Linked DNA regions of Mus musculus: region 1 is linked to region 2. Evidence: chromatin loops called from intact Hi-C (ENCODE). Cell type or tissue: left cerebral cortex. All regions are shown on one strand. Each heading gives the region's core, and the rest is flanking DNA. Links, peaks and the distances in the headings are about the cores only. Region 1 overlaps Usp47 (ubiquitin specific peptidase 47). Region 2 has its middle 7.5 kb from the start of Gm39071.

What was found. Peaks named below come from ENCODE experiments on the same cell type or tissue, not always from the same donor. Only the 100,000 strongest peaks of a DNase experiment are listed, where the experiment ranks them.
Region 1: it touches region 2 in a loop (7-fold over the local background); 30 of 42 quality-filtered maps call a loop at or near these places.

What each region holds. Positions count from the first base shown.
Region 1 is chr7:112,082,953-112,088,335 of GRCm38, forward strand. Usp47 (ubiquitin specific peptidase 47) reads left to right here. Exons shown (of 29, transcript NM_001357952.1): 14 at 136-212; 15 at 905-960; 16 at 3,043-3,155; 17 at 4,049-4,153; 18 at 4,814-5,021. Among named protein-coding and RNA genes, the nearest start is that of Usp47, 62 kb to the left of the region's middle. In left cerebral cortex, for the core only: CTCF peaks have their summits at 2,301 (motif pointing right) and 2,500; a DNase peak (open chromatin) is centred at 2,304.
Region 2 is chr7:112,177,702-112,183,084 of GRCm38, forward strand. No RefSeq gene overlaps it. Among named protein-coding and RNA genes, the nearest start is that of Gm39071, 7.5 kb to the right of the region's middle. In left cerebral cortex, for the core only: CTCF peaks have their summits at 1,386 (motif pointing left) and 2,617 (motif pointing left); a DNase peak (open chromatin) is centred at 2,657; H3K27ac peaks cover 755 bases.

The DNA.
Region 1 (5,383 bases), core at 295-5,294, 95 kb before region 2:
TCAAGCCCAGCCCAGGCTACATATTAAGAACCTGTCTCAGGCCCAGGGGGAACTATTAAGTTACATATTTACATAATAACCTTTGTGTTACTGGTTTTTACAAAAAAAAAAAAAAGTAACATTACAACTTTTTAGATAACACAAGAAGACATTAAGAAGACACATGGTGGGTCTTCAGGAAGCAGAGGCTACTACTCCAGTGCTTTTGCAAGGTAAGCAATAGCATGAACTTCAGTGTTGGCTCACTAGAGTAAGTTTAGCTTCTCTGTGGGTCTTACTAAGAAAGCCTTACCCAAGGGTCAGCAGACTGCAGGCCATGGACATCTGTTCATAAGTTTTTGGCTGATGTTTTCCCACTGTAACATACCTTGAGTTGCAGTACAGACCATCTGACCTACAAAAAATGAGGGTTTAATTTGGTTTGGTGTGTTGTGGTATAGTATGGTTTGGGTTTTTTGAGGCATGGTTTCTCTGTAGCCTTGACTACCCTGGAACTCTCTCTGTAGACTAGGCTGGCCTTGAACACACATAGATCTGCCTGTCTCTGCCTCCTGGGTGCTGGGATTAAAGGTGTGTGCCACCACCAATCAGCAAGACTAAGGGGTTTTTTTTCTTGCTTCTTTCCAGCAAAGCAGTTTGCCCAACCCTTACTTAGCTGTAGTAGGCATTGTGACACACACCCTACTTTATTAAACTTCATCATGTTACCAAAAGGAATGTTTGAACCTTCTCATACATGTGCCATTAATGACAAAAAAGGGTTTTCCTTTTTTTCTGGAATGCTTTAGTATTAGTGTGTCAGTGAATGGTGGTATGACTTTTTTTCAAATAAAGATTTGGTGCTTATAAATAAAAGGTACTGTCTACTTTAAAGGACCTGCTAATCTTTGTTAATTTCTCCTAGCTCAACAAATGCATATATGCTGATATACAGACTGAAGGATCCAACAAGAAATGCAAGTATGTTAGTCTTGAAAACACAGATAACTGCTTTTAGGTGATAGAAAAGTTAACACCTAAGAATTTTGTTATGCCTGGGAAAGTGAATTAAAAACACTGTTATGAAGTAATACTAAGTGATAAAAACATTTTACAAAAATCTATAGATCTGGACATAGTGATAAGTGCTTGTAATTCTAGTTACTTAGAGAAGAAGGCTGAATGAGGCGGAGGCGGGGGTGGGGTTACAATCCTGAGGCCTACTGACAGTTTAACAGGATCTTGTCTCAAAAATAGTAATTTTAAAGAAGCCAAGGCTATAGCTCAGTGATAGAGTTCTTAGTTAACATTCATAAGTCCCAGAGTTCTGATAACCAGTACTGCACATAGGCAGGCATGCAGTCACACACAAGCACACCCACACACAGACAAACGTTGTTGGAAAACTTTTAACAGATTAGGTATTACTTTAAGCTAATACCCTGTGCAGCATCACAGTTCACAAGCTGTGTGTACTAGAGCAAATCACTTGACTTTTCTGAGTCTTTGCAGATTTGTAGACTGGAAATGATGACACCCTGTAGGGTTGTAATACATGAATGGAAGCACATGTTAGGGTCTTGCAGCATAGCCAGTATGCTTGTTTCAGTTTCAAGCTTTCGGGTCTTTTAGTATCTACAAAGTTTGAGAGGACTCCAGATGGCCTGAAGTACTGCAGAAATTGTTTAAAGATCCAATACATTTTTGTGAATCTAGTAAAAAAAAAAAATTGTTATATTTTATTAAGAAACCCAGGGTGGGCAGCAAGATGGCTCAACTGGTATAAGATGCTGTTGCCAAGCCCCATGGCCTGATTTCAATGCCCAGAACCTTCAGAGCTGCCCACTGACCTCCCAAAATAATCCTTAGTGTTAAGTGTGTTTGTCCTTTTCTTTATATTTTTGAATGTTACTACTTTAAATTTTTAGTTGGGGGGGGGGTCCTTGCTAATTCTTACTGATTCACAGTATTGCAAACATGTTAGGATGTGTGTATGTTTGTATCTAGACACATACACAGATGATGAGTTATCCTATATTCTTTTTATAATTCAAATAATCACTGACTTTGATCCTAGCATATTTATTTTTAGTAGCAGATGTGCTCATATATCTGTTTCAACCATTATATATTTTTTTCTCATTTTCATGAACAAAAGTTGGATTGTGGCCTCACCAGTGTATGTTTCAGGACCTGTAGTAGTTTGGCTTAGAGGCACAACTAGGGTTGTAATCCACGCATCCTGTGGATCTTGCCCTTGAAGCGCAGTGCTTCAGCCCCTCTTGGCTAACTAATCCACTCTGGTTCTGTGGCAAACACCAGGGGGCGCTGTGTTACCAGACTGGGAATGCTTTGTAGCTACTTGATTGCAGGAAGGTGTATACAGCAGTGAGGGTTAAGGGAAGTGTGGTGGGAGGGCGGGTGTTGTTTAGACTGGAGTTGATTTCTGGAAACATTGCATTTTTACTCTTTACCAGTCCTATTGATGAATAATACTGATAGTCATTGTTTTCCTTAAAAATCAAACAGTCATTGGCTTTATTCAAGTGTCCTGATTTCATATTGTTTTGAATATGCTTTTAAGTCACATGAAACTGTGCCCAGTTCTGTGCCTCTGCCTTCTTTTGTTAGAAGGCAGCTGAAGAGCTGCATTGAGGAGGAAGGGAAGGTAGTGATGCTGTAGTGATGCTGTAGTGAGTGTAGTGACAGTTTCAGGAGTAAACATTTACTCAATTGTATTACACCAAAGGCAATAACCTTTGGGCCAGGGGCTTTTAATAAATGTAAGGAGCTGAGGGCTGAAGTAAAGTTGCCCAGGGCCACAGAGTTCCTTGGTGAATTTGAAATAAAAAATGACTTGTAAGTTTCCAAGGCTTTTAAAAATTTTGGTATCTTTGTTGGGTTCTAGGATTTGAGCCATTTACTAGATCTGAATATGGTCTCACTATCAGTACCTCTTCACTATTGCCTGAAAGAATGTCTCTGCTCCACATTGAAAGGAAGCACTGTAGAACAAAAAGTGTACAGGAAACTGCTCTGAGTGACACTGTTTTATGTTCCTAGAGTTTCTAGAAGTGGACGAGTACCCAGAACACATTAAGAATCTGGTGCAGAAGGAGAGAGAGCTGGAAGAGCAGGAAAAGAGGCAACGAGAGATTGAACGCAACACGTGCAAGGTTTGATTCCATGTTTGTGAGTGACAACTGCTGCTCAGGTTTGCTCTTCTGACCACTGTCGTTCTGGGGATAACTCAGTCAGTTCTGTGGTCATTAATCAGGTAGTGTGGCTTCATCACAAGGAGAAGTGTGATTTGATACTGAAACCTAGTGATGTGTAGCATGGTGGGCGGTCAATGTTTCTGCAGCAGTGTGAGGCAGGCATTCCCATATCCTGAGTACAGGAGGACTGGGAAACATAGAAATAGAGGCATACTTCAGTTACTGTCCTTTTACCCTCACTGTTCTCTTGTAAACCTTACACAGGACTAGGGACATGCTCAGAAGTTAAAGGCACTGGCTGCTCCTCTAGAGGACCTGGCTTCAATTCCCAGAACCCACATGACAGTTCACAACCACCTTTAACTCCAGTTTCAAGGAATCTGACATCCTTTCTGGACTTCAGGGGCACCAGGCACACACGTGGTGCAGATAGACATGCACGCAAGCAAAGCACCTATACACATTAATTTTTTTTAAGTATATTCAAAACTTAATATTCTTGGAGATAATTTCTCTTAGAGAGATAACCTTGTGAAATTCTTGCAGATATTATAAAAATTTTGAGAAGCATATTAATCAGTCTTTTCCAAATTAGAAAAAAAAACATAAATAAAAAAATTGCTTACATATAATTATATGGTTATTGAAAGTAATGTTTTGAGTTTTTTAAGACATAAGACTTAATCACTGTCAATCAGTTACAAATACAGACAGTAAGAAAAAATAGTCTCAACTATGTTTTTTGGTTTTTAATTACATTGTTTTGACAATGAAGAAAAGTGCTATCTGCCAAAGGATTCAGCTGAGACACTTGATCTAGTGAGTTGATGGTGGTATTTTCTGTTTTGTAGATAAAATTATTTTGTTTGCATCCTGTGAAACAAGTAATGATGGAAAACAAGCTGGAGGTTCATAAGGATAAGACGCTAAAGGAAGCCGTTGAAATGGCTTATAAGGTTAGTGGATGGTTGGACTTAATTTTGGTACCACCAAAGCTTTATAGTTGGAATAGATGATTTAAGTACCTTGAAGTTAACTGTTCATCTTCCTCCGTCCTCCAACTGTTCTTTGAACTATACTCAGTTGATTTTGAAAACTAGTCTGCCTTCTGAATCCTGAAATTAGAATTAGAAACACATTTATTTGTTTCTTTCTGTTTATTTAGCAGGTATCTATTGAGTACCTTCTGTATGAGCCATTAGAGATAACAGAGGGAAGACGGTCTTGGCCTCATGGAATTTATAATCCATTAGGAAAAATTTTTATGGTGGTTTGCAATTATTTTATTGTTTAGGTATCATAATATAAATCAGTAGTAATTTAAGATAATTTATCCTACAACTATAAACATGATAAGGACACAACTGTGTCATTGTATAGTTTGTTATTTTAGGACTGATGAAAAGTGTTAATTAAATATATTTAAGCCAGGCATGGCTGCTCATACCCTGTAATAGTGTTTGAGAGGTGGAAGCAAGAAGATCAAGTGTTCAAGGTCCTCTTCTTTTGCATAGTGGATTCAGGGTCAGCCTGGGTTACATGTGGTTCTTTCTCAAAACAAGCAAACAAACAAACACAAAACTATTTTTATTTTGTGGGGGATTATGTTTTGTTAGATGATGGATTTAGAAGATGTGATTCCCTTGGATTGCTGTCGCCTGGTAAAATATGACGAGTTTCATGATTACCTGGAACGATCGTATGAGGGAGAAGAAGATACACCAATGGGGTTGCTTCTAGGAGGAGTCAAGTCCACATACATGTTTGATCTGCTGTTGGAAACGAGAAAGCCTGATCAAATTTTTCAGTCTTACAAACCTGGAGGTAAGCAATTTTATACTCAAGTTATAATGGACTTTAAATTATTGTAATCAAAGATCAAATACTTTGTTCATAGAAGCAAATGATCTAAATTTTTTATATGTTCTTAAAGTGTGCTTAGTTTTGATAGGTTGAGAAGTAGTCAGCAATTAATTTGAAATTAAGTTCCAGCTTTTGCTGGGTTTGTTGGCACGTGCTGTGATTTCATTAGTGGGGAGGCACATCTTAAGTTCAAATGAACACGTTTTTAAGACCTTGTCTATACACAGAACTTAAATAATGAACAACAGCAACAAGAAAACACCTCTCAGTCTTCAGTAGGGTTCCAATGTGGAGTGCCTGTCAGATGTTGTAAAATGCCTTAG
Region 2 (5,383 bases), core at 157-5,156:
TAACATTTTTTACTTATGTATTTGTTCTTAATTTTTAATTGTTGTATTTTAGATTTAGTGTTTTACCTTTTTGTGCACACACACACATGTGTACATGCACGTTATTAGTGCACCTGTTGAGGTGAGAGGTCACCTTTTGGTATCATGTCCTCTTCTGCTATGTGGGTCCCAGGGATCAAACTCAGGACACACACCCTAGTGTTACCAGACCTAGTGTCACCAGCCCTAGTGGCAAGTGCCTTCACCTGCTGAACTGTTTTGCTGGCCCTTAGTTTGTTTTTTATTCTTTGACTGTTGCATATAAGTTTATATTTTATTTATATAAATTTACATATTAATTTATACATTAAATATCAATATACATTTATAATTTTATCCCGTCTCACTCAAATTACTCTTGCTATCCCCCTCTCCTGCTGAAACCCTTATTTACAAGTCTGTCCCTTTTTTGTGCATGCGTTATCCACTGAGTTTAAGTATGGCTACCTGTGTAAGCATGGGTAGGGGGCCATTTACTGGAGCAGCATATCAGCAGCTACATCACTGAATAAAGTGACATTCTTCTCAGAGCCACTTTCAACTGCTACCTTATTTATTTTCTTGAGACTGGGTTTTCCGTAGTAGCCCAGACTGCCTTCAAATTCACTATATAACTGTGGACAACCTTGAACTTCTAATAATCTTGTCTTCAGGTCCTGAGTGCTGGGATCATAGGTGTGTGCCACCACTGTGCTGTGTCCCCAGCCCCTTCTTCATAGTGTCTAATGTTTTCCATGAATTCTACCTTAAACACAACTCTAGATTATTGCATAGAATTGTTATGGGAGTACCAAATGCTATTATTTAGTGTGTGTGTGTGTGTGTGTGTGTGTGTGTGTGTGTGTGTGTGTGTGTGCTGTGATGTAATGTGTGTAGTTGTCTGTGTCACTGCATTGTGTGTGTGGAAGGGGTATCCATGTGCATGCCCAGGGAAGTCAGGGGTTGATGTTTGTCTTGTTTTAAGACAGGGTTTTGTGTTAAACCTGGACCTCACTAGCTAGGCTAGTCTAATTGATGAATATGCTTTAAGGACCCATCTGTCTCTGTTTCCTCTCCCCAGTGTCAGGGTTACAGACCACAGAGCTCACTTTTTATATGGGTTCTAGGGATCTAAACTCAGTCCTGACACTTGCAGGGCAAGCACCTCGCCAACTGAACCATTGCCCCAGCTCAGTGCATAGTATTTTCTCGTTTGAAACAGAGTCATGGGGCTGGAGAGATGGCTCAGCAGTTAAGAGCACTGACTGTTCTTCCAGAGGTTCTAATTTCAATTCCCAGCAACTGCAGGGTGGCTCACAACAATCTATAATGGGATCTGATGCCCTCTTCTGGCATGCAGGTGTACATGTAGAAAGAGCGCTCATATACAAAATAAATCTTTTTAAAGGAAAAAAGAGAGTCATACAAGATAGCCCAGGTATTGAACTCCCAGTCCTCTGACCTCAGCCTCCCGTGTGCTGGAACTACACAGGTGCCAGCTGCTGTACTTGGCTTAAGTTTTATCTTTATAGACATAGTGTGTGCTCTAAAGTGAGTCTACTTCTGTCTCTGTGCTTTGGCTGTCTCTGTCCTCTCCTGTTCTCAGGAGTCCTGAGGGTCTTGAGTATAAAGATGCTGAAAGGGGTAAGGTGGACGGAACAGGTCAGGAGCTTCAGATGCCACTCTCCACGAGCAGAATAGTCTGAGGACACTCTGGACACAGAGAAAATAAAAAAACAGAAGAAACAAAAACCAAAACCCTCTGAGTTGTAATAGCTGCGTTTGCAGACTTGGACTTTAAAATGAAGCCATCACAGAGTAGCATACAACCCCCTTGAGTCTCCCCTTAACTCAGGCCTGGCCTGAGCTTCTCAAGCCACGTTCCAGAGTGGCTGCAGCAGGGATCCCTTTAGCCCATGGCTGTAGCCAAAAGCAGTGGTTATGTTTTAAAACTCACCCTGCTGCTACATATTTTACTTCTTTGTAAGCTTTAGATATTTAAAAATAAAATCCTAAAGATAAGTGAGATGTGTGTGTGTGTGTGTGTTTGGCGGGGGGGGGGGGTTCCATGCCTGTGATCTACGCATTTTCGAGGCCTAGAAGATTGTGAGTTCGAGGCCAGCCTGGTCTATGTGATAAAATCTCATCTCAAACCAACCAACCAGCCAGCATCCCTTAGTAAGGAACCACATTGATTGATCTGTGGAGGTCATCATCGTCCTTCCCCTGCCCTCGTGCTTACACCCGTGAACACCCACAGGGTGTTTGTGCGATGCGGGTGCTCTTCTCCAAAGTATTAGGCATACCTCTGGGTACAGAATTCATTTGGAGCAGGACTTGGCCTTGGGTCTAAAACCTGCTCAACATTTAAGTGTGCACCCAGAGGAGCATTTGTTGCAGCAGAATTCCGAAATCTGAGCAACCTTTGGCAGCTGAAGGCTGAGAGGGAAAAACAAACAAACAAACCCAACAACCCATCCAGAGCCTTTTCCCAAAGCTGAAATGTTTACGTTGGATGCAAATATGGCCTGAGGTTTCAGGAAGAGGGTGGGGATGGTTAAGGGTGGAGGGCCGTGGGAACAGCGCCACCTTGTGGTCTCATCATTACTTTCCAGAGCAGCTATAGCTGCAGTGCCAGCTGCCACCAGACTGGGGCGGACATTTTGGACTTAGGACTTTGATTCGGAGACTGGGAGACATCTGCACTAGAACCTAGCTCCGACAGGCCCAGCTGCCTGACTCAAAAGACTTCATTAAAGACTACTCTGGCACAGCTACATAGTTGTTGAAGAAGAGGCGGGGGGGGGGGGCGGGGGAGAAGGGCGTGTGGCTGGCACTCATGAGACCATTTGGATCTGGAGGGACTGGCAGAGAGCCTGGAAGACCACGCCCAAGCTGGGAAGCTGGGGAACCAGGCGGTCTGCATTGGGAAGGCAGAAGGCAGATGGGTTGGCCACTCCTTCCCTTAGCTCTGTCTTGGTGTGTCTATTGGTCTCTCCCGTTGCTGCCCCCCATCACCCCAACACAGGGTACCAGGAAGGTAAAATAAGATGGCAGTTTCCTAGAACATCGGAAGTCCCAGAGGCACCCGGAGCTCTTCCCTTCCTCACCTTCTCAGTGGGACTCTCAAGCACAACACATCTCTGTCTGAGACAAAGATGACTGCCACCACAGGCAGGGAACACGAAAGTCATCTGTGCTTTTTTCCTCTAACAGCTACATCAAAATAAGTATACGAAGCAAATAAAAATTAATTTGGATACTATATTTTGTTTCATCCAACAGATCTGATGTCTTGGCATTTTAACATGTTAAGAAAATAGAATTCAGAGCTAGGCATTGTGGTACACAGCTGTAATTCCAGTGCTTGAGAGACTGAGACAACAGGATTGTGAACTAGAGTATCCTGGACTAAAACAGAGAGACCATCTGACAAACAAAGATAAACAAAAGAGTAATGTTATCTTTAGCTCCACTTCCCACCCTGGTTCTAAGGCTTTGGGATTCTGTATGTATTTTACTAGATTGGAAACACACAGATGCACACACACACACACCAGCAGCAGTTAGCACAAGAAAGGACATAGGATTCTTTGGTAGTTGGTAGAAGAGACCAACATGACCTGGCAAAGTCACATGGAGGCATTCACACTGGGCCATGGTGGCTGTGTGAGATTTAGAAAATGAAGTGACGAGTGTTTGGCCTGAGGAAGATGGATTATCCATCCCTGTTCTACTGGATCATGTCTGTCTCCCCTCCAATCTCCCCCCATCAGTACACACACACACACACACACACACACACACACACACTCTCATGTATGCACACACAGGTGTGGAGGTCAGAGCGCAGCTTCAGATGTCTCTCCTCAGGCATTGCTCGCCTTGATTTTTGAGACAGATTGCTCACTGACCTAGAACTCACTGAGTAGCCTAGTCTGGCTGGCCAGTGAGCCTGAGATCTGCCTGTCTCCGCAGCAGTGCTGTGATTCCAAGCACACACCACCACACATGGCTCTTAAAAATGATTGTTATTTTAAACAAACAAACAAACAAACAAACAAACAAACCAGGGGTTCTGGAGCCCCAGTCGGACCCTCCCGCTATCAAGCCAGCATTAATGACTGAGATGCTCTCTGGAGTTTTAAAGGATTGACAAAGATCAATAGCAGAAACTTCTCTGGATGCTGTAGAAAAATGTTTCAGGCTGACCCAGTGACCCCATCCCATAAGCCTCTGTGACCCAGTCCCACAGTAAACCTTCCACTGGGGCCCTTCGCTCACCAGTCTCTTCTGAGAACCTCAGAGCCACAGGTGAAGGTGCCCACCTAGCGAGTGGATGTGTTCCCTCATCCACACAGCCTGGTCACAGACAGTCCCCAAACCACAATCCACATCACATGTTCTACTGGGTGTTTGTTTGTTTGTTTGTTTGTTTTGCTTGCTTGCTTGCTTTCTTTCTTTCTTTCTTTCTTTCTTTTTTTTTTTTTTTTTTTTTTTTTTTTTTTTTTGTCTTGACTACCCTGAAACTCACTCTGTAGACCAGGCTGGCCTTGAACTCAGAGATCCACCTACCTCTGCCTCCCAAGGGCTGGGATTAAAAACATGCGCCACCACCACCCAGATTTCCAGTTCTTTTTTATGATTACATTTATGTACTTAGTTTGAGTTGGGGGTACAGGTCACAGCTTGTATGTGGGAGTTGGTTCTCTCCTTATCTCGTGGGTGCTGGGTTTGAAGCTACATGTCAGGCTTAGCAGGAAATGCTTCTACCCATGAGCCATCTCTCTCTAGCCATCTTCAGGTTTTTAGGGCTCAGAATAATTAAGTCAGAGTTGATAGAGCCGACAATTCTACACTTCTCCAGTGGGGAAACTGAGTCCCACTGAGGGAAAGAATGTTGCCAGGTCATGAAGCAAGATTCTCATCTGAGGCAAATGAGAAGGCTCAAAGGGTAAAATAGCACGCCTCACAAGCAGGACAATCCCCGAAACACACAGTAGAAGGAGAGAAACAACTCCCTAAAGTTGCCCTCTAACTTGTACATACATTCCATGGCAAGTACACACACACACACACACACACACACACTATATCCACAGCATACACATAATCACCACTACCACCACCATTATCATCATCACCACCATCATCTCTTCTCTTGGGTCTCCCCCTTCCTGTATCCACTGTAGCCTTAGGCATCTACTAGATGGTCTGGATAAAAGCAGCCATACTCTTATTTATTCATTAATAAATAACAATGGCAAATTCTTTATTAATAATTTATCTCTGGGGTAGGTCGAACAGGTGGGGGCTGACTGACACCTCTCCATGTGGTCTCCACAAGGTCTCCACTGTTTGGGCA